7 separate regions of the Homo sapiens genome follow, and regions 1, 2, 4, 5, 6 and 7 are each linked to region 3. A link is a contact called in ENCODE Hi-C or POLR2A ChIA-PET data. All regions are on one chromosome and are shown on one strand. The core of a region is the stretch at or near the end of the contact, and the rest is flanking DNA. Distances in the headings are between cores, read along the strand shown.

Region 1 (3,409 bases), core at 375-2,874, 7.3 Mb after region 3:
TTACTAATAATCCTAAAATACAAAACTAAAGGACTACGTTCATTATATTCACATTCTATGATAAGGGGAAACTACATTAGGTAAAATTATTATTAATCCACTGACAGTCCAAGTGAAGTAATGGGGGAAATGAAGATTTATACAGTATTTTTTAAACCCAAGAATTCCAACTGAACACCTAGAGAAAAGGAAATCAAAATCGTGCAGCTTGCTTCCGGTATCAGCCGATCTCCAAATAAAGCATTAAGAAAATAAGTGGAAGTTATGGAGAATTTCTTCCTGACTTCAAGAGATTATCTACTTACACGCTGAAAAAGAAATTAAGTTTTTGTCTTCATTTTTGTAAGTTCCAAAAAAAAGCACACAATTACGGGGTTTTATTGTAAATTCTGCTTGGATTCATAGAACTCACATGGACGCAATTTCCTTTTAATCAGTTCTAACGTACCTGTCATTTCTCGAGGTAACCCCTTTTTCTGATTAGGCCAGCAATAAAACGACTAGATGCAGAGTGATCCTCAGGAAGGAAAGGAAAAGAGGTGTGTGTGTGTGTGTATGTGTGTGTGTGTTTGTGTGTGTGTATATATATATATATATATTTTTTTAAAGAAGTGCCATCTTTTTCTTTCTGTACCAGAGAAAAAGCAGAAGGGGAAAGGAGGAAAAAAAACAGGTCTGAGCCTCCCGGGTTCGACCAGGTGAGAGGTGGCAACACTCCGGCCGCTCCGGGTTAGGGTGTTGGGCAAATGGGCGTGCAAAGGACGGGCAGCTCCCTGGAAGGTCGGGGTAACTGCTCCGGGACCGCGGGGCCCAAGGCCGGTCTCCTCCCAGAAGGATTAAATGCCACCGAGGGGATCCCGTGGGGTGTCTCCCGGCGCGGACTAGGCTGACAGACCCGGCTCTCCGCTCCCTTCGGCGCCAGGTGGGGGCCACGCGGTGTCAGCCACGGGCAGCGTGCAGGGGCCGTCCCCCGCGCGACCGGAGCCCGCCCTCCCCTCCCCGTTACCTGCGGGCGGCGGCGCCGGGCCCGGAGGCCTGCTGCTCCTCCTCCTTCTCCCGCCAGGCTGGGGCGGCGAGGCGGCGGCGGCGGCGGCCCGGGGGGAGGGGGCGGAGCGCGGCTCGCTGCCTCTCTCCTCCCCCGGGAGGCTCAGGGGCCCCTATCTCGGGCCGCCGCGCCTAGGCCCGTGAGCAGCCTGTGGTGGGGCATGGCGGCACAGCCACCGGCGTGCCCGCGAGTGGGAGTGCGAGGAGGCGGGGAGGGAAGCACCCCCAGCGCTCGGAGGGGCCAGAGGGGAGGAGCGAGGGGGCCCGGGAGCCGCGCGCTGGCGACCGTTGGGGACGGTTGGCCGAGGGCAGGCGGTTGTTTGGGGAGCGCGGCGACGGCTCGCGTGTTCCCAGCGGGGCGGGGTGGGGAAGGGGAAGGGGACTGAGGGGAGGGGAGGGGGAGGTTGGGAGGGAGCCGCCGCCGCGCGCGTGCGGCCGGCGCCGCCGCCGTTGCCGCTCCGCTCACTCCAGCCTGTTTGGGGGCACTTTGTTTGTGTCCCACAATGCTCTGCGCCGGCGGCCTGGCTGGGGAAGGGGAGGAGAAGGGGGCGGGGCGGAGCGCGCTCGGGGGCGGGGCTCGGGGCGGGGAAGGAAACGTGATGATTGCGCAAGCGCAGAAAATGGGCCCTCTTGGCCGTCGGGACTTGTACTGTTGGTGACTCCGTCTCCTTAGACGGTGGAGCCTGCGTGACCCAGAAAGGCCGTGAGTCTTGACACTGTATTTTTGCATATGTGCGCACATGTGCCGATTTACATTCACATGCCCCATAAGCCCTGTCCCATTTGTCCTTCCTCTAAGCCGTCCTCTTACCCAGTTCCCCTCTCACACCTGAGAAGCATTTCTCCGCAGGAGTCACATTTATAGCATTATTTTTTTCTTCGAACTAAAAACATAACTCCTATTTTCTCGGGTAGTTTTTGTAGGGAGGTCGAAATAGAAACACTTCAGCCCCTCTTCGGCGAGGGAGGTTAGTTGGTAAGGTGCCCATTGTTCACCCATGGAAACAGGCCTGCCAAGGGCCGCCCCGCAGACAGGTGAGCCCGCGCCCCCGTCCTGGGCGGACTGCGACATGCGGCGGGTGTCTGGATTGCGTGGCTCCTCGGGCCTCCTCGCAGTGCTTGCTCTCTTCCGTTCTAGCACTTGCCTCGGTGACCTGGCAGGACGTGCGGTTCTTGAGATGAGTGGAGAAACGGACTCCCAGGTCCCTCTCGTTCTTCCAACACAGGGACAGCTAGAGCTGCTCCAAAAATATACCCTACTTCTTCCACAACCGTGAATCTGTCATTTTTACTGCACCATCACTTACTTCCTGGCCTTCCCGGAGGAAGTGTGCGGGCCTCCCCGAAGTAACCGGTACCGCCCGGGGGGTTTTGAAGTTCTTGGTCAACTGCAAAATCAATCAACCTAGTTAACTCCTAGGGCCCTAAGTCTTGGCTTCCCCTGGCCAGGCGGGCGAGCGCTCTCCACACCGCCCCCGGAGGTCATAGGGGTTCCCGGGACTGCAGGCGGCAGCGCCCCAGGTGCCTGGGGGCGGGCGGGGTGCGGGCAGGTGCTCCTTGGGCGCTTTCTGTTTTCCCACGCCTCCAGTTTGCAAACCGAAAGACTTCTTTCCAGAGGGTTTTGTGCAAGGTGGGTGGACGTCCCGCTGAAGTAGAGTGGATTTTCCTTTTGAAACACTTGGCAACATCTCACATTAATTCACTCTGAGAGACAAGCAGCCAAGCACCTGAACACCCTGACACTTGCAATCTTCTTTAGGAATAAAGGCAATAAAAACAACTTCTGTTTTTATAGTCCTTCGCAGTTTCCAACAAGTTTTCAAGCATGTATAATGTTATCTAATCCTTACGGCAACTGTAATTCACAGGTTTTATCACAGGTTTCTATTATTATTCCCACTATCATTCTTATTATTCCCATTTCAGAGATGAGAAAAATCAGAAAGATGCGAACTAGGCCCAGAAACTTTTGCACTAAGTTTTGAAGAGGGGAAGGGAAAGAAGGCGGAATGCTTACCTGGGAGAGGACTGGCGGCCACAGAGCAGGGCTCAGGAAAGGGCATGAGCTGGGGCCCTGGTGAGGAATGTGTGAGAATGTATGTAGGTGGTAAGCAACTGGACAAGAATCAGGGTGGAAATGAAGTAGTCAAATCCTATCTACCTCTCCTAGTGCCTTTAACAGGATAGTCAATAAAAGACCATGAGGCAAGTCTTTTCTAAGTGCTTCTCCAGGGGCTGTGGTGGCAGCTCCTCAACTACTACACTGACACAAAAATTTGCTTTCCTTTGTAGTACAACTTGAAGTCAGGTAGAGGAATGCCTCTAGCTTTGTTATTTTTGCTCAGAATTGCCCTAGCTTTTCAGG
Region 2 (3,710 bases), core at 603-3,102, 5.7 Mb before region 3:
CTGGGTTCAAGCGATTCTCCTCTCTCAGCCTCCCGAGTAGCTGGGATTACAGGCATGCACCACCATGCCTGGCTAATTTTGTATTTTTTAGTAGAGATGGGGTTTCTCCATGTTGATCAGGTTGGTCTTTAACTCCTGACCTCAGGTGATCCACCTGCCTTGGCCTCCCAAAGTTCTGGGATTCCAGGCATGAGCCACTGTGCCTGGCTCAAGTAGGAATTTTTATTTTATTTATTTTTTTAGACGGAGTCTTGCTCTGTCACCCAGGCTGGACTGGAGTGCAGTGGCTTGATCTGGGCTCATTGCAACCTCCACCTCCCGGGTTTAAGTGCCTCAGCCTCCTGCCTCAGCCTCCTGAGCAGCTGGGACTACAGGCGTGTGCCACCATGCCCAGCTAATTTTTGTATTTTTAGTAGAGACGGGGTTTCATCATATTGGCCAGGCTGGTCTCGAACTCCTGACCTTAGGTGATCCACCCGCCTTGGCCTCCCAAAGTGCTGGGATTACAGGTGTGAGCCACTGTGCCTGGCAAAGTGCTAGGATTACAGATATGAGCCACCAGGCCCGGTCGATAGTTTTTGTTATCAGGTATTCATGCGTGAGAACCCTCTCTTCATGGTCTTCCCTGGCTCCATTTGTCAGGGTTTTAAAACAAATGACTCTATTTTGATTTTGATAATTTTCACAAGGAATATGCTCTGTATATTCCAACAATCTGAGTTTCTCATCCTGGAATCAGCCTCTGAGTGGCACTGGGACTATCCTGAGTCAGCTACATCTCTAGAACCTATCAGGAGCGGCTCTATGAGCTTGGCCTCATCATTTTCCTCCTCAACTAGCAGCATCTGTATTTGTCTGTTTCTCAGTTTTCCTATTGATGTAATGGCCAGAACTTTCTTTGCCCCTCTTAACTTCTCTAGGAGGTTGGAGACATATGAGAGAAAGGAAGATTTGCCCTCCGTGCAAGCAAAACTAAAACTCTTCGGAATTATATTAGTAGCAACCTTTCTGCCCGACAGGGTGTGTGGAGGAGCTACACATTGTGTCACTTTTTTTCTTCTTCAATAGACTCTTTGAAATAGTTATGACAGACATTACTATCCCCATCTTGCAGACATACAAACTGAACCCTGGGCTTTGGTGAAAAGATGGATAGTAGAAAATAGGTTTAACTCCTGGTCAGGTGCTCACTGGTTTAATAGGAGCACAGGAGAGCCAGTTTTTTTGCGGGGAGAGATGGGGAGTGGACGCGTCTCCATTACCTTACATTCACATTTGTTTTGTTGATTAAAGTAACAATGGGTTGATTATTGATGACCACTGTATTATTCACCTGATGTTAATCATACTCCTAACAAATGATCAATTAGATAATTAGATAATTCACATTAGTATAAATACTCTAAATAGTCCTTCTCTGTCCTGGCAGAAATCCTCACGTCTAAACTCGGGGTCCTCTTTTTTTTTTTTTTTTTTTTTTAGTAGAGAAGGGGTTTCACCATGTTGGTCAGGCTGGTCTCGAACTCCTGACCTCAGGTGACCCACCCGCCTCGGCCTCCCAAATTGCTGGAATTACAGGCGTGAGCCACCGCGCCCAGCCGATGAGGTTCTCTTTCAACCTCTTGCGGATTCCCATTATCTATCTTAAACTACACTCTTTCAACCTCTTGCGGATTCCCATTATCTATCTTAAACTACACTCCCATCGTGCAACGGAAAACGGACAGAGCTCCTGCGTGCACCGAAGGGACTTCGAGCCAATCCATTGTCACAGCTCTCAGCCGGCGACCTATTGGCTCCTGCTGGAGGCGGGACTCCCGGTTGCTAGGCGGTACCTTTTCCGGAAGTGTTTGTTGCGCGCTGCAGGGCAACACCCCGGCGTCCCTGGAAGCTGGGGGAGCGGGTGGGTGTTGGGTGGCGTTGGGGGAGCTGCGCCTCGCCCAGAGCCTCGCCCGGAGCCTCGCCCGGAGCCTTCCGGGGTGGGGGATAGTTGAGGACCTCATCGAGGGAGGGGTTGGGCGGCGGGGAAGGGAGCGAGCGTGGCGGGGGACCCGAGGCACGCTCTCGAGCCAACGAGCGTGATGCGCTCGAGTGTGGGCGGGGACTGAGGGAAGAAGTGAAAATCGGACTGCCAGGCGACAGTTCCTCCGTTTGAAATCTCGCCGGCTCCTGAGCGGGCCACCGGGCCCGGGCTGGGGGTCTGGCGGGTGAGTGAGCAGCGGGTCGGGACGCGGGAGAGGGGCACTGGGCACGGGGCCCTGGTTTGCTTGCTCTGTTCATCGTTGGCGAGTGAGGCCAGGCCTTCCGAAGCTTGCTGGGATACTTCTGTGGCAGGCTTCCCCCCGGGTCCAAATCCGGGGCTAGCCCAATCTTATGCCATCTTTGGCCAGCTGGGAAAGTTGGAAAGCTTTTTTGTTTTTTCCTTTTCTTGCATTGGATTTAAAAATGTCCCTCTACCTCTGGCACCGCTCTCCTCACTTGGCTTCAGCGACTCCCTGTCCGTTCTCCTAACTCAGTCCTTGGCAGTAGAAAGCTCCCTTCTACTCGGCGCACTCCATCTCTTGCGTTATCAGCTTTTCAGCGTTGACTCGCCAAACTACTCCAGCCAGACCTCTTTCCTGAGCTCAGACCTGCTTACTGTCATCGTCAGCCTTCCCCGGTCCCTCCGATCTGTTTCTCCTCTTGTATTTTTTTATCTCAATGAAGGGCTTCACCATTCACTCAGCCAAGTCTGTCCCTTTAATTTATTCATCTAATAAATACAGCAAACATTTGTCGGACATGCCCTGTCTTCTAGGCAGTGTAGTAGGTGGGGCTGCCTATTGGACGAGGCATAGAAATGAACACATCTAGAAATGATAGTCACAGTGTTCTGGCTTTAGTGCTCTGATTTCCCTCCTCTCTCCCGAAGTTCAAGTCCTGTATTCTGCCTCTTAATTCCCCTAGAATCTGGCGCTTCCTTTCCATCCTCACAGACACTGACTTAGTTCATAATTTCTTGCTTGTGCTTTCAGGATAACTTCCTAAGTGGTCTCTCTGCCTCAGTTCTTGTCCTCCTGTAATTAGTTCTTATGCAGCTGTCAGAATCATTTATTTATTTTAGAGACAGGGTCTTGGTATGTTGCCCAGGCTGGAGTGCAGTTGGTATTCACCGGTGTGACCCTAGTACACTGCAGCCTCGAACTCTTGCCCTCAAGCCATCCTCCCACCTCAGTCTCCTTAGTAGACGGGACTACAGGCATGCACCACTATTCTTGGCTAGAATCGTCTATCTGACCTACAGATCTGGTCATGCCAGTCTCCTTTGTGAAATCCTGTGATGGCCCCTCATCATTTACAGGATAGAGCCTCTGTTCTTCCAGGCCCTTTATAATATGCTCTTGCCTTTCATTCTAGAGCTCTGTCTTGCCACTCCTCCCACTGTCCCTTGCACTCTGGTCATGTCAGAATGGTTAAGAGTTTGGGCTTTGGAGTCAGACATGGATACTTACATATTCTGCTCTACCGTTTATTAGCTGTGACACCTTGGGCAAGTTTGTTTGTTTGTTTGTTTGTTTTGAAATAGAGTCTTGCTCTGTCGCCCAGGCTGGAGTGCAGTGGTGCGATCTTGGCTCACTGCAGTCTCAGTCTCCTGGGTTCAAGCGATTCTCCTGCCTCAGCTTCCCGAGTAGCTGGGACTACAGGTGGGCACCACAACTCCTGGCTAATTT
Region 3 (3,456 bases), core at 247-2,746:
TAGAAGACACCTCCTCTGGATAGAAGCTTTTGGTCTCTCCCTTGTATTCTACTTGGACCTTGGGCCTGCCAGCATCATTCACCACCATAAAGGGCCAATGTTTCATATCAGACTGGACAACAGCATCATCAAATCTGCGTCCAATCAGACGTTTGGCATCTGTAAAAGGTGTCAAATGAAAACACTTTCAATTTCATAGCTCTTCTGATAAAACTCAAGTCCATGATTACTCAAATACCTAACAGTTCATAGGTAGGTGAATTCAACTACCATATAGGTAGCAAAGGTTCAAACTTCAACCTCCTACGTTATCCAGATTTCAGCCTGAAAGGTTTCTACAACCTGTTTTATAACAGACTTGATAACAAGTCTCTCAGCTCAGTTTTTCTAAAATCAAAAAGTTCCCTCCTCACGTTTCATAAACTTTTGTGCTTCCTAGCCCTGTTATATTTGTTCTGTCATTTAAAATTAGGAACTCACCAAAAACTGTGTTGGTGGGGTTCATTGCAACTTGATTCTTTGCGGCATCACCGATCAACCGTTCAGTGTCCGTAAAGGCGACATAGCTTGGAGTGGTTCGGTTTCCCTGATCATTGGCAATTATCTCGACTTTTCCGTGCTGGAAAACACCCACACAAGAGTAGGTGGTGCCAAGATCAATACCAACTGCAGGTCCCTTGGACATGGTTGCTGAAAAAAAGAAAAATCTGGTTTAAAAATTCAATTAATCAAAATATTTCCCTCATCCCTTAACAGAACACTTAACCAGGAAAAACGTATGGCCACTGCCAAGAGGTAATAGTGCCCATCACCTCCTGTCTAAGCACGCGCGAGGTCCAGAACTAGTGCTGCAGTCCAGGTTGCCGTGCCAACCGCAGCAGAGCACGCCCTAGATGAAGGACCCATCTACCCAGACGGCGTGGGGCGTTGCTCAACACGTGGTCTTACCCCGAACTGAGCACTGTCTGTTCCCCTCCCTCGCCAGGTGCCAGTGCCCCCGGGAGTCAACGGGCTTTTAACTACTCCGGAATGTACCCCCATACTGGAAGCACGCCAAGAACAGCTCTGAAGAACCACGGTGGGACTGGACTAAGCAGGGAACTGGGTGAAAGAAAACGCTGGCTCCACTTCCCCGCGCGCCAGGCAAACCGATGCAGCAACCCTCCCCCGCCACGCGGCCGCCGGGCGTCTCCCAGCCTCCCCTGGGGCCACTGCGGCCCACTCCCTACATTTCCGTCCTGCCGGCTGCAACCAAATACCGCTGCCATCCCACCGAAAACTGAGGCCCTTTAAGCCGGTAGAAGGAGCCGCACACTCGCCTCGACGAGATTCTCAGAACCCCCAAGCCTCAGCAAGCCCAACAGGCCTGTGTGGAGGCTGCACGCTCCCAGACCCACAACCCAACTCTTGAGCAGAGGTTTTACCTGGGGTGTAGGCCTGGCTCCAATAACGAAGGAAGCCACAAAAAACCCAAGAGCTGCAGGCGAGTTCAATGAGACCGGTTTCCGCCCGCCACCCTGCCTCTTATACCCTATCTTAGAACCTTCCAGAAGGGGCCCGCCCCTGCTGCCTGCCATTACGGCTTCCCCGGCCAATAGACGCCCGGCTGCCCTTACAAGACCCAATCACAAGCCCGGCTCCACTCCTCGGGCCTCGCCCCCTTCCGCACCCACCCCACCGCGCTCCGCCTCACGATAACGCACTCACCGCAGCGTTCTGGAACTTTCAAGCTCGCCCCCGCTCTCCGGACGGCCCCGGGGAAAGGGAGGGTGGGGCGCAGCGAGTCCGCGCGCGGGAGTCCTCAGTTACCCCGGGCGGGGGAGGGGAGCGTCCACCTCTACGCATGCGCCCCCAGCTTCCGCGGGAGGGAGGGGGCGGAAAAAGGAGGAGGAAGAGGGGCGGGCAAACTTGGAACTAACCAATGATAGCGGCGCTAGCCGGGATCTTGGCCGGCACAGAACTGGGGGCGGAATCGCGCGGGGCCTGAAGGGAGGGGTTTGGGCGCGGGAGCCGGGCAGGAGAAGACGGAAGTGGAGCGAGGACAAAATGGCTGCGAAGGTTGTTGCTCCCCTCCCCCACCCACGTCCGAATCCTCCTTTCCATGCCCCACCTTCGTGTTCCAGACGGGCCTCTAAGTGCCCCGGGTTTCGCGAATCTGTATTTCATAGCGTGGCTTTGGACAAGGGCTGACCCCGAGGGGCTGGGGCGAAGGTTCCGGCTTCAGGGTGCCACTAGGGCTGCTCGCTCACGGCCCCCCAGGATTGGGATTGGAGGGAGCCGCCAGGCCGCCGCGGGGTGGGGCGGGTTAGCTCGGCAGGCCTCCCAGCACCTGCATTTCCCTACGGCAACTGTCGGGAGGCAGCCCCCGACGCAGAGGTTTAAGGGGCCCGGCTTTTCAGAACCGCCTCAGGACGCGGTCGTGTCTGGATCCCTCCGCGGAAAAGAAGGCGAAACCGCTTCTCTGAGCCCTGACCGTTAGGCCCCTTCCCACCTCCGTCTAGAACAGATTCGGCTTCTTGGCTCAGTCCTTCCCCAACTAGCCCAAGCCCTACATTTCCCCGTTGTTTATAAAATAAACAGGTTTAAATGGTGGCGAGTGTGTTCTTGGTTAGGTGAACCAGGCATTAGGAATCATAGGTTCCAGTAGCCGTGCGTCCTTGATTTAGACTTTCTGAACGTTTGTATTTTCAGTAACATGAGGTGATATCTTTCCTGGTTTGACTTTCATCAAAAATTAAACGACAGACCATACCGACGCTTTGAAAACGTGACTGAGCTGGTGCACAAAACAATGGTGCCTAGAATTTTGAATTGTGCAATGTTGTGCATGGCCGCGGATATGTGGGGCCTTGTGGTTCCAAGAGCCTGTCTCAGGTACCTTGAACACTCCCTGTATCCTTTCAAGCAGGCGAGGTAGCTGTTATTCCTATTTAGTAGATAAATAGGCACCGATGGGGGAAAAGATTTTTTAAGGCTACACCAAAAGAACTTTTAGTAGCAGGGCTGGAATTAGAAGGTCTCTAGACTGCGAAAAAGGCTGTCAGAAGAGCGAGGACATCTTGTCCTTGTCAAAGCCAGTAAAGGGTAGAGACAGACTCAAACATATGAAGAATTTCCTTTTCATATTTTCCTTTTGGGGAGGAATGTTGGCTTAGAGTTCATGGAGATATATTCTTAGCCTCTCCCACGTCCCAAGAATTTAATTTTATACAATGCTTTCACTACATACAAAATGCTTTCATTTGTCATTTAATCATCAACACAATTCTCTAAGGTGTGTATTATTCATCCCCATATCAGGGGAAAAATGCAGCTCAGAGATAATCATTTGTGGGAAGATAAGCAGCTGGGTAAGCTAGAATCAAATCTAGCTTTTTTTTGGTTCAAGATTTGTTTTATGTTTTTTGTTAGTTACGCTACAGTGTAATTTCCTTCCTGGAAATAAATTGAACTCAA
Region 4 (3,792 bases), core at 193-2,692, 8.7 Mb before region 3:
GATCCCCAAATATTGTTAGTTGAATGAACAAACACACATTTCAAGGAGGGCACTACAGTGAGTAGATGAACAGTTTTCTGATAGGAGATTGTACAAGTAATGTTTTCACCAGTGTATTTTAGGACAGCAGATTCAGATTAATGCGCTGGGACTGAATGCAAATAGTAAAATTACAAATATAAAGTAAAAATTTGGAACCTTTGCCAAAGAAAGGAATAATAAATTGATTTAATAATTTGAAAGAACTGTAAGGTTTAGGTTTTGTTCTTATTTTTAGTGCGACTGAGATTGGAGTCTGTTTGTAGACATATCTGAAAAAAGTGAAGGGGGAGATGGAAGATGGTAAATGCCAAGGAAAAGATGGAAGGATAAATCAGTGTAATAAAAAGGAGCACTTCTTTTTCGCCAACAGAAGTAAAGGTAAAGGTTAAGTGTCTGAGTTAACGAATGGATTGTTGACCTCTGGGGAGGGTGCTCCCATCAGCTCAGCTTTGTGACGACCTAAGAATATCCCTTCCACACCTTTCCTGATCCAATCGTTCTGGCTGCATAAAACCACCTAAATCAATCAACTGTTACACTTCCCTTAGTGCTAGGACATATTCATATAACTCCCACGTATTAAATGAAAATACATCCATCTAAAAATAAAACAACACGATTGCTGCTACACCAAGAAAGGATTTTAAAAAGGCCTGTTCACAAGCTAAGTGAGGGCCAGAGGAAAGGTGTTCGTTTAAACTGAAATTCGAGCTGCGATAACACCTCCTAATGCAATCAAACGCTGTTGCAGCACACTTCTTAGGAGATCGGGTTCAACGGCAGGGATTGGGTAAGGTGAGAATCTGGCTTGGCGGCTCCGGCCCCGGCCATCTGGTTCCCTTGGGCTCCGGCCGCCACCATCCACTCGACGGCTCTCGGCCCGAACGCTTGGTCGCACCGCCTGCCGAGGTCCTAGATGAATCGCTTCAGGCCTGGAAACGAGGAAGCCGTCTCCGGAGACCATCGCCAACGCTGACGCCCGCGGTCTGAGGTCGCCATGGGAAGAGCGGTAGGCCACCCTGCTCCTCTGATCACCGGAGGACAGGGACACATTGTTCAGGGCCATATTCAAACACTGCCCGCAGTACTTGCGTTACGTCCCTTTGTGAAGGCAGGCCCTTCGCGGCTCCCCAGATCAGTCCAGCCTGTGTCGGACCCGATGACTAAGCACACAGGAACCCATAACTGAGCCTGCGGAAGAGCCAGAAGCCGCCTTGCCTTTAACGAGGGGTATCCTGGCGAGCATGCGCAGACCGTCCGCGCACGTCGTCGCCCGCTGAGAGCAAGCGCAACGGGCGTTTTCGTTTGTGACGCCAGGGAGCGTGAGGACGTGGGGCTTCCGTGAATGCGCAGTGGGTGCGTCGGCCACGACCTTTTGGCCAGGTTAGGGAGGGGGCGACGCTGAGATGGGGGCGGCGGCGGCGGAAGCGGATCGCACTCTCTTTGTGGGCAACCTTGAAACGAAAGTGACCGAGGAGCTCCTTTTCGAGCTTTTCCACCAGGTAAGCGGCTGGGTTCGGCCCTTTGCCTTTCGTTTTCCGTCTCGCCTAGGGCCTGGCCAGCGGCCACCCCGTTTTCTTTTCGTAGCCGTCAGGGGACCCGACGGGTGGCTGTTTGGGGGTGAAAGGCGGGTCTGGGTTGCGAAACGCTCGCTGGGTGTCGCTTTCCTGGAAGATCTTGGTTCGTTTAGGCCGAAAGTGACGACTAAAGGTGGTGGAGGGATCCTCGATCAGGTTTCCCGTGGTAGAGATCCAGGGGTCCTTGGGAACACAGTGTGTGTGTAGGGTCTTCGTTGAGCAGTGCTTTTTCTTATCCTTCCTGTTGTCATCTTCCCCTTAGGATAATTTGTCTTTGGTTTATCTGACTGGGAACTTAATATTTTAATTTATTTGTGTCTGTTTTCCCCTAAAGTTTGCTTATCAAATTGCAGCATTATTAAAATATGTAAAATAAAATGGTTAAGTACTCCGTAGAAAAACAGCATTTTAGTGTTGCTGTATTAAAAAGTGTGAAAAATTCTGAGTATCCTATTCCCCCCATCCCTATCCCCTAATAACTGGTATTGTTTGATTAATCAATACAAAAGTCCGTTTTTAGTTAAAGAAAATCATTCTCTTGTTCTTGATAAATGTTCATTTTCATGGAGTGGCAAAATAATGGCGATTGGTCACTATGTTAAGCCATACAGTGCTGTGAATTGCAAAAGTGATTGTGTTTCCAGTTCCTTATGGGCCCCCTTCCCCAAATAAATCTAATGTTCAGTCATAACTAGGATGTTTACTGTAGCCAAAATGGAAATCCGTGCATCATTTTCAAAAGAAGTTTCTGATTACGTTTCTGTTGTTTTTAAACTTTGTCATATCTTATTTGTAAAATTTGAGTATTTTCCCTTAGTTGCTTTATTTAAATTCTAAACACCTTTTTGTTTGTAGGCTGGGCCAGTAATAAAGGTGAAAATTCCAAAAGATAAGGATGGTAAACCAAAGCAGTTTGCGTTTGTGAATTTCAAACATGAAGTGTCTGTTCCTTATGCAATGAATCTACTTAATGGAATCAAACTTTATGGAAGGCCTATCAAAATTCAATTTAGATCAGGTAACTGCCCAATGAGGTTCGGGGGGCATTGTTTCCTGCTGTTTTTAAATTTATTATTCAGTTTTAAAGAACCTCTTATTTGTAGATGAAACTTCTTTCTTAAGCATTGTGAATAGTAAACTTTATATAGCAAACTTTATATATCCCTGAAAACGGGTAACATTGACACATGGATTTTGAAATTAGAATTTCAAAACTGAGCTTAAAGTTTCATTTTGGGTTAGTGAAAAAACATAAACTGTATCACTAAGAGAGCTGGGCTTGGGTACTCTGAAAAGAGCTAGGTTTATTTTCTGAAAATACTTCTCCTGGCTGCTTTGTAATTACTTTTATATATTTTGGTTCTTGATCATGTGAGGATGAAACTGTCCATGTATCCAGTGTTACAATTTAGGGTGGAGATCAGAAAATTATGGTCAGATTGGATATTTATGGAGTGCTTTGTTTTGCTTATCTGATATTATACACTTATAATTTTCACCCCGATGAAGCCGTAAAGCGGTCTACAGCAGCTTGAGATTCTTTTTTTTTTTTTTTTTTTTTTTTTTTTTTTTTTTTTTTGAGATGGAGTCTTGCCCTGTTGCCTAGGCTGGAGTGCAGTGGTGCAATTTCAGCTCACTGCAACCTCTGCCTCCCAGGTTCAAGTGATTCTCCTGCCTTAGCCTCCTGAGTAGCTGGGATTACAGGTGCACGCCACCACGCCTGGCTAATTCTTTGTATTTTTAGTAGAGGTGGGGTTTCACCATGTTGGTCAGGCTGGTCTCGAACTCCTGGCCTCGAGAGATGTGCCCACGTCAGCCTCCCAAAGTGCTGGGATTACAGGCGTCAGCCACCGCGCCCGGCCAGTAGTTTGAGATTTTTCTCTTTTAGATTGTGTTTACCTTTTTGGAGTGATTTCAAGTGGGGAAGACAAAATTTCAAATTAGATTTTCTATCAAGAATAATTTTTCAAATTGTTTCATTTTAGGAAGTAGTCATGCCCCACAAGATGTCAGTTTGTCATATCCCCAACATCATGTTGGAAATTCAAGCCCTACCTCCACATCTCCTAGCAGGTAATATTTCTCACTTATTGTTAAGATCATTTATCAGGAATTCTTATAGGGAATAGCCTCAAAACACATGAGTAAATAGTCTCCTTCATTATTCTCTTAT
Region 5 (3,385 bases), core at 199-2,698, 7.9 Mb after region 3:
CCCTTCTGGAAGCTGCTCTACCTCAGCAATCAGTGGCAGAGATGTCGGCACTGAGGGCTGTTCGGGGGCACTGGCTGGGCAGGGTGCTGGATCTCTGGCCTTGGAAAAGATACCCACGAGTACAAGGTGGATCCAGTCAGGATCTGACAGCCTGCTGATCAGTGGTAAGATTACATTGCATGTGATGAGTTCGACCACTACATGGCGTCCGGTACGAGTCTCCAAGTGGGGCTTGGGCACCAGCCCTTGAAGCAACAAATTCACAACGCCACGCGTATAGGTGACTTCAGCACTGGGGCTGTGCACAGCAGGATGTGGGGCAGTCGCCCGGCAGTAAGCCTCCCAGAGGTGGGAAGGCTCAACTGGACCATTCTTCCCTGCAGTGGCCTCCTTTGCCTGAATGTAGCTCTGCAGGTGACAACCGCAGAGAGTCAGAACACTCTGGGCAACAGCATGACTGTCCATCACGCTCATCCTTCTCCGAAGCTCCTGGACCAACCCTTTCATGGCTGCCTCCATTTCTTCCTCAAAGGCTGGCTCCTGGCTCACGGAACGGTACCAAGATAACACAAAATCTCGAATAATCATCTGGATGGTGCGGTTGATCTCCCGTTCCAGCTGCCTTTCTGCCTCAGGGCATGGAGGACAGGTGGCCAACGGGATGAAGCGTTCCAGATGCAGTCGACCTGAAGCCACTCCAGCGAGGCTGGAGCCCAGCCATCCTCCCAGCACCACTAGCAATGCCGACAGAAGGCACAGCAGCCACACGTTGACCAGAAGGTGTATGACCAGGAGCCAGCCAAGCAAGACCCCCACAGCCATCAGCTTCCGGCTACTCAACAGGTTATTGAGGTGACAGCTCGATCCAGCTGGAGTTTCCTGGAACGGTGGCACTGTTTCTGTCTTCATGGCTGAACGGACAAGGTGGCTTCCCCAGATGACAGCCCTCAAGATTTTACTTCAGAGTTAGGGAAGGGGGGCATGAACTGTGTCTCAGATATGGGGCGATCTGGGTGCTGTTCAGGGAACCGGGGCTCCAGGCCCTCAAAGTCCTACAGGCACTGCAAAGCGACAGCTGCAGCTCCGCGTCTCCCCATGGCTACCACTAACAGAGCCCTCCAACTCGCCCCTTCCAGCTGAGGTGTGGCTTTGGAGGAAAACTCTGTGGCCTTCACACTGCCCCAGGCGGAAGGCCTCTTCGGGGCCTCGGGGCGGGCGCTGCAAGGCCCTGGGGCCCACGGACACTTACACACGCAGCGGGCAGCGGCCGGCGAAGACTGGGTCACACGCCGCCGGGAACCGCGCGCCCACACTCAGCCCCGACCTGAAGTGGACTCATCGCGGTCCTCTCCGGGAGCCTCGGCCCTCTGCCGCCGTAAACCTGGGCGACTGCGCTCCGCAGCCGGGCCTGTGTGAAGGCTGACCGCCGGCCGGCCGCCGGCGACAGCTTCCGGGTCGACGTCGACGGGAGCGAGGCATGCTGGGAGAGCGTCCGCGCGCGCCCCGAGGAGCGGCGCTGCCCGGCGCCCTCTGCTGGCGAGGAGCCGCCCTGACGGCCCTGCGCGAGGTAGTCTCTGAGCCTGAGCGTGAGCCTGAGCGCGCACGGGGCGCGTGCTCGCCAAGAGCTGGCGCAGATTTCCGAAGTGCCACGAAACAGCCGCCGCAGCAATCACCGCTAAGACCCAGACTTCCAGGCGCTTTAAAACGCGTCCTAGTTCTGGTTATTAAATGAAGCCTGTCCTTTACTGCTTAGGCACGCTGTCAATAATCCGGTTTATTTTAATTTCATGGAGGCGAAGTTTCATTGGCCTGATGTGTCTTAACATTTATCCGGTTTCCCCTAGAGCCGGTACCCCGCGTCCCCAGCACAAAGACCCTCATTTGTTGTCAGGAATTGCAGAATATAAGGCATGAAACGATACAGAGATAGATTTATGTTGTACATTTCATATACTGTATCACAAAATCAAATTTGTGATTGAGGGTTATTTGCTGGTGGCATTACACAAACAATCAAATATTTTGAGCATCTGCTGTCTTCAATGTGAGAGGCAGCGTGGACGAATAGAAGCAGACCTTGTCCTCCAGGACCTCCTGCTAACTGGGGATGCCAGCGCTTTGAACGCGATTGGCTATCTAGTAATGCCAGTCAGCGTGCGATATAGTAAAATACAAAATCTTATAGGAATTCAGGGGAAGGAGAGATCACTGTGGGTTGCAATGGTTAAGGAGAAGCTCACAGAAAAGGTGCCTTTCTGCTGAGTCTTCAAGGATGAGGGTTTCTATTTCCCTCTATCTCTTCTCGCCTTATCCTCCCCAAAAACATAGAAAAGGAAAGCAGAGATAGAGGTGTCCTTTCAGATAATCCTGTAATATATTTGCTTTGGAATATGCTCTATGTTGGATTGTTTTTGGTTTTAGCAAATTAGACTTCACTTGTCTACACAGGAACCTATAGGAAGACAAAATACCGGAAGCACTGACCAGGTGTCAAAAGTGTTAGTGTCAGTTTTGCGTGAAGCCAGCTTCCATGTCCACCTTGGGCCCTAGGAGCTGTGCCCGCAGGGTGGGTCTCCTTTCCATTTAGGCATAGGATTCGCATCGTTTGCACAGAGCTGCTCATGGTTGCCCTTCGTCCACCTTCTCTGTGCTGTGAGCAGTCTTTCATCATCATGGACTACTCCCTAGATGTTTAAAGGAATCTTCAAACAAATCCCAACCCAAAACTCTGCCAACAAGAAGTGCGTTGCAGCTTCCTGTCTCGTCCATTGCTGCTGTTGGGGCAGAGACTTCCTTTGAATACGAAAGAAGCCATCATTTAGATGTGACCCGTAGTTTACGATTCATCACTTCTAAAGCAAATGGTTTGATTTAGGATCAGTGTCCACTAAGCAGACTGGGCACTCCCGTGAGATGGCAGAATGTGAATCCACGGTTTCACGGTCCATACCTTTTCACTGCTGCCTGCCTTCCCGCAGAAAAGGAACCCGAGAAGTGGGCTCTGCCCCTCTACCTTCCCAGACCATTCTAATGTCCTCAGGAGCACTTAGAAAATGGCAACAATGCTCTGGAGAAAAGTCCCTGCCACCTAGTTGGGAGCTAAAACAGAAATGTGAATGATGAAGGGACTACCGACGGTGCTGAAGACTTCCTGTGGCAGTTCAAAGAGAAAGTTTACTTGGCAGCATAATCTGGAGTGTTCAGGGCAGTAAGGAAGTGACCTTGCAAGTGGGCGCTATGCCACCTGACCAGATGGTCTGGAGCATCAAGGTAGCCAAGAGTGCCTTCCTGATTCTGAAGCGGGTTTGATGGACATGCCCGTGCACTTGTCATTTGGACGGGTGTGAGCTCCTGCCTGGGGGTCTGGGCAGACCCTGGTCTCCAA
Region 6 (3,830 bases), core at 129-2,628, 7.0 Mb after region 3:
GACCTGAGAGAGGTATGGAATAACTAGGGAGCGAGTGCCACAGTGGGAAACATCCCTCTGAGCAATCAGAAGCGATATTTCAGCCGACTGAGCCGAGGAACAGTGAAAACGCTTCCAACAGGCAGATGTTGGGGAGAGGACATTGCAGGCGCAGAAGAGTGTTAGGAAGGGCTGTGAAATGGAAAGGTGTCGTCTTGGAGGAATCGGGCAGAGCCAGTTTACCCACAGGGAACTGGGCATGTAGGGGAGAGTGGTGCAGAATAAGGCTGGAAAATCCCGAGTTCTTACAGGCGCACTCGTCTACTCCGCGGACAGTCTCTTCCTTTCTATTGTCAGCGTCCTGGGGGTAGGGTTGTGTTATGCATTTAGTTGAACCTGAAGGGACTAGTCCAGGTCTCTCAGAAGGCAGTACCTAACTCACAGGCGACTGAAAGGAAACAAGGCCAGCGGAGCCCTGGCGGTGGCGAGGCTGTGCCAATTGCTAAATGGGGCAGCAGGACGTTTTTCTCTACTGAAGTGGCAATGCCGCGGAGCAGGAAGGCAGAGTAGCAGGTCTCCCGCTAGTGCGTCTCAACCGAAGAAGCGGCGTGATCTCTTCCTAAAACACACGAGGAAGGGGGCCTGGGCTGTGAGGCCGGCGTGGTTCTTGCACCCCTGGTCTCTATCCCTGCCTGGGCAACTGCTGGGAAGGAAGGGTCGGCAAGAGGCCTAAAGACCGGAGGCCAAGGGTGCGGAGCGCGGCCGGACTCAGAGGCGAGGACCCGGCGGAGAGGCCTGGGCGGAGCAGGGCGGGAGAGGCGCGCCCTGAGTAGGGCTCGGGGGAGGACGATGGCTGCCTCCTGCGGTCCTCCCCCTGCCTCGGGGGACGGCCCTTGGCAGACCGTCCCGGACTCCTAATTCATCCTGTTTTTAATAAAACCATTTCCAGAATCAAAAAGAGGGCGGTACCCAAAGGAGTCTGAAGAATGCCCAGCAGGGGCAGGGGAGCGGGGCGTGCCCGTATCGGGAGGCTGAAGGCTGACGGACCAGCGCAGCAGGGACAGATAACCGCGCCGGGGGGCGGAGGCCAGAGCCAGCCCCGCGCCCACAGGGTTGCGGCCCCAGACCCGCCGCGCGCACGCCCCCGCGCCTGGCGGCCACAGGGTCCGGAGCGGGGGCGGGGCCATCCGCGGCCGGGGGCGGGGCCGGGCGGGGGGCGCGCGGTTGGACCGGGCGGGAGGAGCAGGCTCTTCCATCTCCTGATTGGGTCTGGACCGCAAGGGGGCGGGGTCTTGAGGGGTTCTGCGGGCCGGCATTGGGAGCCGCAGAAGGAGGGCGTGGTAATATGAAGTCAGTTCCGGTTGGTGTAAAACCCCCGGGGCGGCGGCGAACTGGCTTTAGATGCTTCTGGGTCGCGGTGTGCTAAGCGAGGAGTCCGAGTGTGTGAGCTTGAGAGCCGCGCGCTAGAGCGACCCGGCGAGGGATGGCGGCCACCGGGACCGCGGCCGCCGCAGCCACGGGCAGGCTCCTGCTTCTGCTGCTGGTGGGGCTCACGGCGCCTGCCTTGGCGCTGGCCGGCTACATCGAGGTGGGGACCGGGCGAACGCCGGAGAGTCGTCTCCTTCGCCCGCCGGAGGAGCGCGGACTGCGGGCGGGCAGCGGGGTCCGCGGCAGGGCGGGCCGGCGGTGCGGCGCCGGGGGTCCGGCTCTGCGGCGGGTCTGGCGCGCCCTCCCCCGCCCGTCCCTGCTTGGCGCAGTGCTTAGCGCTGGAGGTCGGGCTGCCTCAGCCGCCGCAGAGGCCAAATGAAAGGCGTCGGGGCTGCTGGGGGCGGCCGTCCGCCTCGGCCGACCCAGCCCCCAACCCGCCCGCGGCGCCGCCACCTCCTCCGGGGACCCAGTGCCCCCGGGCGCCCGCCCCGCCCTCCCCCGGGACAATGCCAGGGCGCTCCTCTCCCGCCGGAGTCCGCGGCTGGGCTTTCTCCAGGGGCGGCCCCGCGCGGACCCCGTACGCTCCCTCGCGCGGCACCGGGGCCTCGGCTCCGGGCCTCCCACCTGCGAGCGGCGGGCTTCGCCTTTGTTGCCAGGTGGACGCGGCCCCGGCCTTCGCGCGCGGCAGGGATGCTGCGAGCCCCGGGGGAGCTCCCGCGCCAGGCCGCCCGCTGCTCCCTCTGCCGCCTGGGGCCGGGTCGCGGACGCGCATTTTTTAAGTGGCGCTGTTTGCCTGCGTCCGTAGACCGAGGAAACCCGCTCTGGGTGCGTTGACCGCTTTCGTGAGGGTTTCAGTGAGTAGGGAAGGTGCCCGCGAAGGCGTGTAAACTGTTGGAAAAATCGTCCTCTTCGGGTGTCAGAATTCCATCAGTGGTTGTGCTTCGAGGTCGCACCCTGAGCATCCCCGCTGCGAGAAAGGCGAAGCGGCAGGGCCGGGGGTTGGGGAGGCCGCGGGAGGGGGCGGGGGCGGCGGGGTCCGCGGTGCGGGCCGGAGCGGGCAGCCTTGGAGGAGCCCTGCTGTGGCCGAGGGAGACGGCGAGCTTGATCTTTACTTCCCTTCTCGAAGTGGTGCTTGAACTGCTGGTCTGGAATGTGTAGTTCTGGTGTCGTTTATTTCTTCTCCCTCTTCGCTCTTTTAAAAATTACAACTGGTTTCTGCATACTTAGCTAATTTCAGAGAGACCTGAAGACTGGATTTGATTGGGCATTAATTGAGAGCTTTCTTTTAAAGACCTCAGGTTTAGAATATATTTACTTCTACAGAATGTTCAAGTATTTCCACGGGTAAAAATAAATCTAATAAAAAGCCTCTCTGATGGAACGGCTTAACACCTTTGTATTCATCCAGTTTAAAGCTTTGTGACTGTGAGGGTAAGAAAGGAGTTCAGCTTTAAAGAGAAATAGTTAACGTTTATCTACAGAGGATTTTGGATTGCGATTGTTTCAGTGTGTCCACACAATGGTCAGAGTTGTATCTGTGATCCCTGATATGTCGCATGAAAACAGCTAGGTGAGTGAGATGGGAAGAAAAAATAAAGGCTTTCGTATGGAAGATGGGACTTCACTAGTGGGTCGGGTGTCAGAAACCATCGTTCACACTCGCACTCCACTTCCCACTGCTATGACTAATTTGAGGCATTAGTGAATTCACAGTAGAAGACTCAGCAGTTTTAAAGAATTCGTTAATACTTGTGTAGCGGGAAAAAATAATATGAGAATTCATTGTTGTGTGTTAAATTTGATTGTTAGCCACAGCGTTGTTCAGTTGAAAAGTATGGTTGAAGAAAGTAGGAATTAAACATTTCTGAAAAATGGTTTTATGGTAACTCCTGTTCTTTGGAGCTGTATTTTTGCTCACACTTACTAAATGATCTTTCAAGGGGCCTTTTGTCAAGCTATCAGAATTTTATTCATATGAATATAATTTGATTTTGTTTATTTGCTGTCAGGCAAGGGACTGTCGAAGCTTAATTTAGATGAGAGTGGCCTAAATCAGGATGTCTTTGGGAAGGCCCTGATTGAGATTAGCGAAAGGGATTCTGGCCAAATCCCTGATCAAGTTGCTTGGCACAGAATTATTGATTGGCAAATCTTTAGTGTTGCTTGGTGTTGACTGAATTAATCTCTTACACCTGTTTAAAAAGAAAAAGCTCACCTCTGGACTCAGGGTCACTTCCTCTCTTAAATCCGAGACAAGTTCTCCTGTGTGCATGCTCCCATTTGGGACTGAGACAGTATTGTGCTGAAACCCCGCATACTGTGCAGTGGATGACTAGGCTCCTGAGAACCGGAACTTGAGTTTGTTCTGTCACATTTGAAAGAAAGAAGGCCATTTGATTGCCAGTTTTCTGGAAACTCAAACC
Region 7 (3,743 bases), core at 733-3,232, 6.9 Mb after region 3:
TCCCAGCACTTAGGGATGCTGCGGCGGTAGGATTGCTTGAGCTCAGCAGTTCGTAACCATCCTGGGCAAAATGATGAAACCCCGTTTCTACAAAAAGTAGAAAAATTAGCCAGGCGTGGTGGTGCACGCCTGTAGTCCCAGCTACTAGGGAGGCTGAAGCAGGAGGATCCCTTGAGCCCGGGAGGTCGAGTCGGCAGTGAGCCAAGATCGCGCCACTGCACTCTAGCCTGGGCAACCAGAGACCCTGTCTCCTAAATAAACCTAGCAAAGTTCCTTTCTAAATACCCCATATTGAATAAACACTGTTTAAACGCTGCTTTGCCCCCAACCAATCCTAATTTTAAAAAAAAATCTTGTTTTCTCTATTCTAGAACAACAAATAAGTACTGCTCATCAAAGTGGAAGCTATTGTGATGCTGGAATGGTAGGAAGATACAAAAAAAATACAATGTAATAATACACCTTCTTGCCTTACAGCGATGGAGGAGTGATAGAAACAAAGAGAACAGGTCAGAAAAAGAGGCCACAAAACAGTCATGAGTGATTCTGCTGTTTTTAATAAAGGTTAAGTACTGCTAAGTTTAGAGAATTTGGGGTGACGAGACAGGCAAGGTTTCAACAGGCAAAGCAGCAGAATTAGGGCACAGGGCAGAGCTGGGTGGGTCTCATCACACATCTAATCCTCGATGACAGCACAAAGCCACCTCTCCTTGTGCTTAAGTGTACACGCACATTGATTGAAAATGCACTAAAATCCAACTCATCCACCAAGCAAGGCTAAAGGCGCGCACACAAATTCAACAGCGCTGCGTTCGCGTGGCTGGAGGGCAGACGGGGAATATTCCATTTTACTTAGTAGAGTATCAACACCTAGCTGCAGGGTTAAACCTGCTTAACAAAAGCTGGCGAGGGGCTGGAGAGGTGCACACCATCAGCCCTCTCCCGAGCGCCGACCGGCCTCGCCCTGCCTCTGCGCTGCACCCTGGGTGCAGGCGGACTGGGGCAGGGCCGCGACCCCGGCCTCGGCCTCCGCCTCCGCCCGGCCAGCCCCGACGCGGTGCCACGGGACAGACCCGCAGGGGCCACCCCACACCCCTGCGGGCCGGCCCCCCGCCCCGGTCCCGGACGCTAGCTTGGGAAGGCAGGCCGGGGGCCCAGCCATCGATGGCAAGTGGGCGGCGCGGCCTCCGCAGACAAAGCTGGGCGCCCCATCGAACAGGACCCTCCGCCCCACGCGCCCGCAACCGGCCAGCCCCGGAGCCCTGCCCGCACTGCCACCCCCAGCCCGGCGCCCGGCCCCCAGCCCCCGGTGCTCGGCTCCCGGCCGGCGGAGACCTGCCCGCCGCGCCCGGAGCGCCCGCGCAACCGCCGCCGCCGGAGCGCGCAGGCCGCCCAACCGCCGTCCCGGCCCAACCAACGCGGGCAGGGGAGGAGAGGTGCGCGCGGCCGGCGGAGCGTGCGAGCCACTCGGGGGTCGCAGGGGGAGGCTGCGCGCGGCGAAGGCAGGGGCGACGAGACGCCGAGGCCGGCGCTGAACGCGGCGCCAGGAGGGCCTGCTGGAGGGGGCCTTGCCCTCTTCCCCTTGGAAGGTGCAGATGGTTTGACCCCCCACCCCGAGTGAGGTGCCTCGTCCCAGCCCCGGCTGGACTGTACCATCGGGCGGTGCCGCCGGGATTTCTCCCCCCCACCACCACCATCAATTCCCCCCCCACCCGGGTCCGCGGTCGGTTGGCCCCGGCCGGGCTCTGAGACGCGGAAAGAGCTGGGCGCCATTTTGGGTGGGACTAAGCAAAGACGAAACACCCTCCCAGTCTATGGGGTAGTCTGGACCCTGGCTTATCTGGTTCCCTTAATCCTTTAGGTACTTACACGACGTTGGGTGAGGGGAGCTGGAAGATCAGCGGGTCCCCGATCCTCTCTCCCTAGGGGTGATAGAAATCAACCCCCCCCGCCACCTCCAGGTGGTTCTTCCCGCCGCAGAGTGGGAGCAGCATAAAAGGCGGGGTCTTATTAGCATAATCTGCCTGGCAACCTGATCTCGACGTTATATGATTGGTTAAACTCTGTAAGCCCCATGCCGTGCCTAGAGACGAGAAACGCTGGGGCGAACTGACAGGCCCAGATTTAGGAGTCATGACGAAGATCCTGAGACGCTTATTCAGTCTGCAGAGAAGCCAAAAGGAGATTCACATAATGGCCCAATGACTGAAGGCCTCTTTATTTCGTGCTCTGCTGTTCGTGTAAAACCCAATCGCAGAGCGGGTCTCAGGCGGCGCTCGCCTGCGTTTCTACTCTCAGCCAATCAGAAAACCCGACTCTTCGCATTGGGGTCAAGCCCCCGCTGCGGCCCGCGTGCTAACGGGGAGGAAGCTTCCAGCTGTGCCTGGGTGTCTCGGGCGCCGAGGGCAGCCTGCGCCCGTGCTAAGCCCGCCTCCCGCGCGCCCGAGGGCCCGGTGTCCCGGAAGACGCGCGGGGGTGAGGCGGCCCTCGCGTCCGCCCGCCCCGCCACAGATTGCCTCCGAAGTGGCCTGGCCGTGGAGCGCCGGCGAAAACCGAACTCCCGCCCGGCTCCCGGAGTCGGGAGCCTGCCGGGGTCTCGCCCTCAGGACCCCCAGGGAGCGGCCGGGCGCCGCCTATCACCCTGACCCACCGCACCTTGAGAGCGCTTTCACTGCGCCTCTTTTTTCTCCTCTACCAATCTGGAAAGGAAGTGAGTGTCATTTCAGACATTGAGAAACATTATTCAACACTGGTTACCCAGTGACTCAGCTCACTCCTTAACCGCAGGCTTCCACATCCTGCTGTCCCTTAAAATTGCCTTCACAAAGGGCAGCCAAGAGCCCAGCTTTGGAGAGATACCCAGCTCCAACTACCCACTGGCAGGCAATACGCAGGGCAGCTAGATGGCAGAGAGACCTTGGACCTTCGGACCTTCGGGGAGCGGTTTTCCCTTCGGTGATATCTACCTTGCTATGTTCGTGATATCTACCTTGCTACGTTATTTTGAAGATTAAGTGAGCTCTTACTTTACCGAGTAAAGTGCTTTGCTTAGCACACTGTCTGGAACTTAAATGAGAAGTACTGACAATATAACTTACAAAAATCCTAAACTATTGCCTGAGAAAAAGAGGGAGACAGGACAGCTAAGCAAAAGACGAGAATAGAAAACACCCACAGCGTGAAAAACTGTAAAATTAACTCAATAGTATTCTCTTTACTGTTTTTTGTTTTGTTTTGTTGTTTTGTTTTTTGATACGGAGTCTCGCTCTGTTGCCCAGGCTGGAGTGCAGTGGTGAGATCTGGGCTCATTGCAACCTCTGCCTCCCGGGTTCAAGCGATTCTCCTGCCTCAGCCTCTCTAGTAGCTGAGATTACAGGCATGCACCACCACGCCCGGCTAATTTTTGTATTTTCAGTAGAGATGGGGTTTCCCCATGTTGGCCAGGCTGGTCTCAAACTCTAACGTCAAGTGATTCTCCCGCCTTGGCCTTCCAAATTGCTGGGATTACAGATGTGAGCCACTGCGTCTAGTCTACCATTTTGTTTCTTTAAATAGCTGGAAACAACGTGGAAAGAAAAGAGAGCTTTTTTTTTTTTTTAAACTTCGTGACAGGGTGCGGTGGCTCACGCCTGTAATCCCAGAATTTTGGGAGGCCGAGGCGGGTGGATCGCTTGAGCACAGGCGTTCGAGACCAGCCTGGGCAACATAGTGAGACTCTGTACAAAAAACAAAAAGATTAGCCA

What was found. Hi-C counts contacts between places; a loop is a spot of excess contacts on that map. ChIA-PET counts read pairs that join two places held with the same protein, here RNA polymerase II (POLR2A). Pooled maps may share reads with other maps.
Region 1: a map of CD8-positive, alpha-beta T cell shows a loop between it and region 3 (10-fold over the local background). The contact joins the promoter of ZBTB44-DT here to the promoter of HSPA8 in region 3. A Hi-C loop is called at or near these places in 2 of 168 maps with a recorded cell type or tissue (CD8-positive, alpha-beta T cell and naive thymus-derived CD4-positive, alpha-beta T cell) and 5 of 50 pooled maps. POLR2A ChIA-PET finds 5 or more read pairs at or near these places in 1 of 52 experiments (activated T-cell).
Region 2: a map of CD4-positive, alpha-beta memory T cell shows a loop between it and region 3 (21-fold over the local background). The contact joins the promoter of CEP164 here to the promoter of HSPA8 in region 3. A Hi-C loop is called at or near these places in 1 of 168 maps with a recorded cell type or tissue (CD4-positive, alpha-beta memory T cell) and 9 of 50 pooled maps. POLR2A ChIA-PET finds 5 or more read pairs at or near these places in 1 of 52 experiments (T-cell).
Region 4: a map with no recorded cell type shows a loop between it and region 3 (23-fold over the local background). The contact joins the promoter of RBM7 here to the promoter of HSPA8 in region 3. A Hi-C loop is called at or near these places in 2 of 37 single-sample maps with no recorded cell type and 7 of 50 pooled maps.
Region 5: a map of B cell shows a loop between it and region 3 (12-fold over the local background). The contact joins the promoter of SNX19 here to the promoter of HSPA8 in region 3. A Hi-C loop is called at or near these places in 1 of 168 maps with a recorded cell type or tissue (B cell) and 3 of 50 pooled maps. POLR2A ChIA-PET finds 5 or more read pairs at or near these places in 1 of 52 experiments (OCI-LY7).
Region 6: a pooled map shows a loop between it and region 3 (26-fold over the local background). The contact joins the promoter of APLP2 here to the promoter of HSPA8 in region 3. A Hi-C loop is called at or near these places in 5 of 50 pooled maps.
Region 7: a map of CD8-positive, alpha-beta T cell shows a loop between it and region 3 (29-fold over the local background). The contact joins the promoter of PRDM10 here to the promoter of HSPA8 in region 3. A Hi-C loop is called at or near these places in 4 of 168 maps with a recorded cell type or tissue (B cell, CD8-positive, alpha-beta T cell, ascending aorta and 1 more) and 14 of 50 pooled maps. POLR2A ChIA-PET finds 5 or more read pairs at or near these places in 5 of 52 experiments (A673, CD4-positive, alpha-beta T cell, CD8-positive, alpha-beta memory T cell and 2 more).

The regions. Positions count from the first base shown.
Region 1 is chr11:130,313,369-130,316,777 of GRCh38, forward strand. ZBTB44-DT (ZBTB44 divergent transcript) reads left to right here and starts at 1,625. Exons shown (of 7, transcript NR_148980.1): 1 at 1,625-1,747. It overlaps ZBTB44 (zinc finger and BTB domain containing 44), which reads right to left and starts at 1,549. Exons shown (of 8, transcript NM_001301098.2): 1 at 1,007-1,549. RefSeq lists enhancers at 703-752, 1,913-2,012, 2,183-2,282 and silencers at 843-1,672, 2,583-2,642.
Region 2 is chr11:117,326,002-117,329,711 of GRCh38, forward strand. CEP164 (centrosomal protein 164) reads left to right here and starts at 1,853. Exons shown (of 33, transcript NM_014956.5): 1 at 1,853-1,903. RefSeq lists a silencer at 1,921-2,170.
Region 3 is chr11:123,060,640-123,064,095 of GRCh38, forward strand. HSPA8 (heat shock protein family A (Hsp70) member 8) reads right to left here and starts at 1,497. Exons shown (of 9, transcript NM_006597.6): 1 at 1,425-1,497; 2 at 481-690; 3 at 1-159. The coding sequence starts at 685. LOC124902775 (a long non-coding RNA gene) reads left to right here and starts at 2,023. Exons shown (of 2, transcript XR_007062927.1): 1 at 2,023-2,892. RefSeq lists enhancers at 1,246-1,415, 1,976-2,245 and a silencer at 1,566-1,955.
Region 4 is chr11:114,399,224-114,403,015 of GRCh38, forward strand. It overlaps RBM7 (RNA binding motif protein 7), which reads left to right and starts at 1,443. Exons shown (of 5, transcript NM_001286045.2): 1 at 1,443-1,544; 2 at 2,475-2,637; 3 at 3,605-3,692. The coding sequence starts at 1,449. It overlaps C11orf71 (chromosome 11 open reading frame 71), which reads right to left and starts at 1,288. Exons shown (of 1, transcript NM_001271562.2): 1 at 1-1,288. The coding sequence starts at 1,108. The coding sequence ends at 737. RefSeq lists enhancers at 530-1,072, 786-1,175, 1,073-1,615.
Region 5 is chr11:130,915,031-130,918,415 of GRCh38, forward strand. SNX19 (sorting nexin 19) reads right to left here and starts at 1,449. Exons shown (of 11, transcript NM_014758.3): 1 at 1-1,449. The coding sequence starts at 909. RefSeq lists an enhancer at 1,192-1,241 and a silencer at 1,362-1,641.
Region 6 is chr11:130,068,516-130,072,345 of GRCh38, forward strand. APLP2 (amyloid beta precursor like protein 2) reads left to right here and starts at 1,379. Exons shown (of 17, transcript NM_001142276.2): 1 at 1,379-1,567. The coding sequence starts at 1,463. It overlaps LOC107984432 (a long non-coding RNA gene), which reads right to left and starts at 1,134. Exons shown (of 2, transcript XR_001748444.2): 1 at 949-1,134; 2 at 1-598. RefSeq lists enhancers at 70-570, 571-1,071 and silencers at 988-1,217, 1,608-1,737, 1,808-2,267.
Region 7 is chr11:130,000,853-130,004,595 of GRCh38, forward strand. PRDM10 (PR/SET domain 10) reads right to left here and starts at 1,983. Exons shown (of 21, transcript NM_199437.2): 1 at 1,870-1,983. PRDM10-DT (PRDM10 divergent transcript) reads left to right here and starts at 1,772. Exons shown (of 1, transcript NR_024233.1): 1 at 1,772-3,743. RefSeq lists silencers at 1,017-1,196, 1,227-1,276, 1,287-1,606, 2,317-2,706 and an enhancer at 2,117-2,206.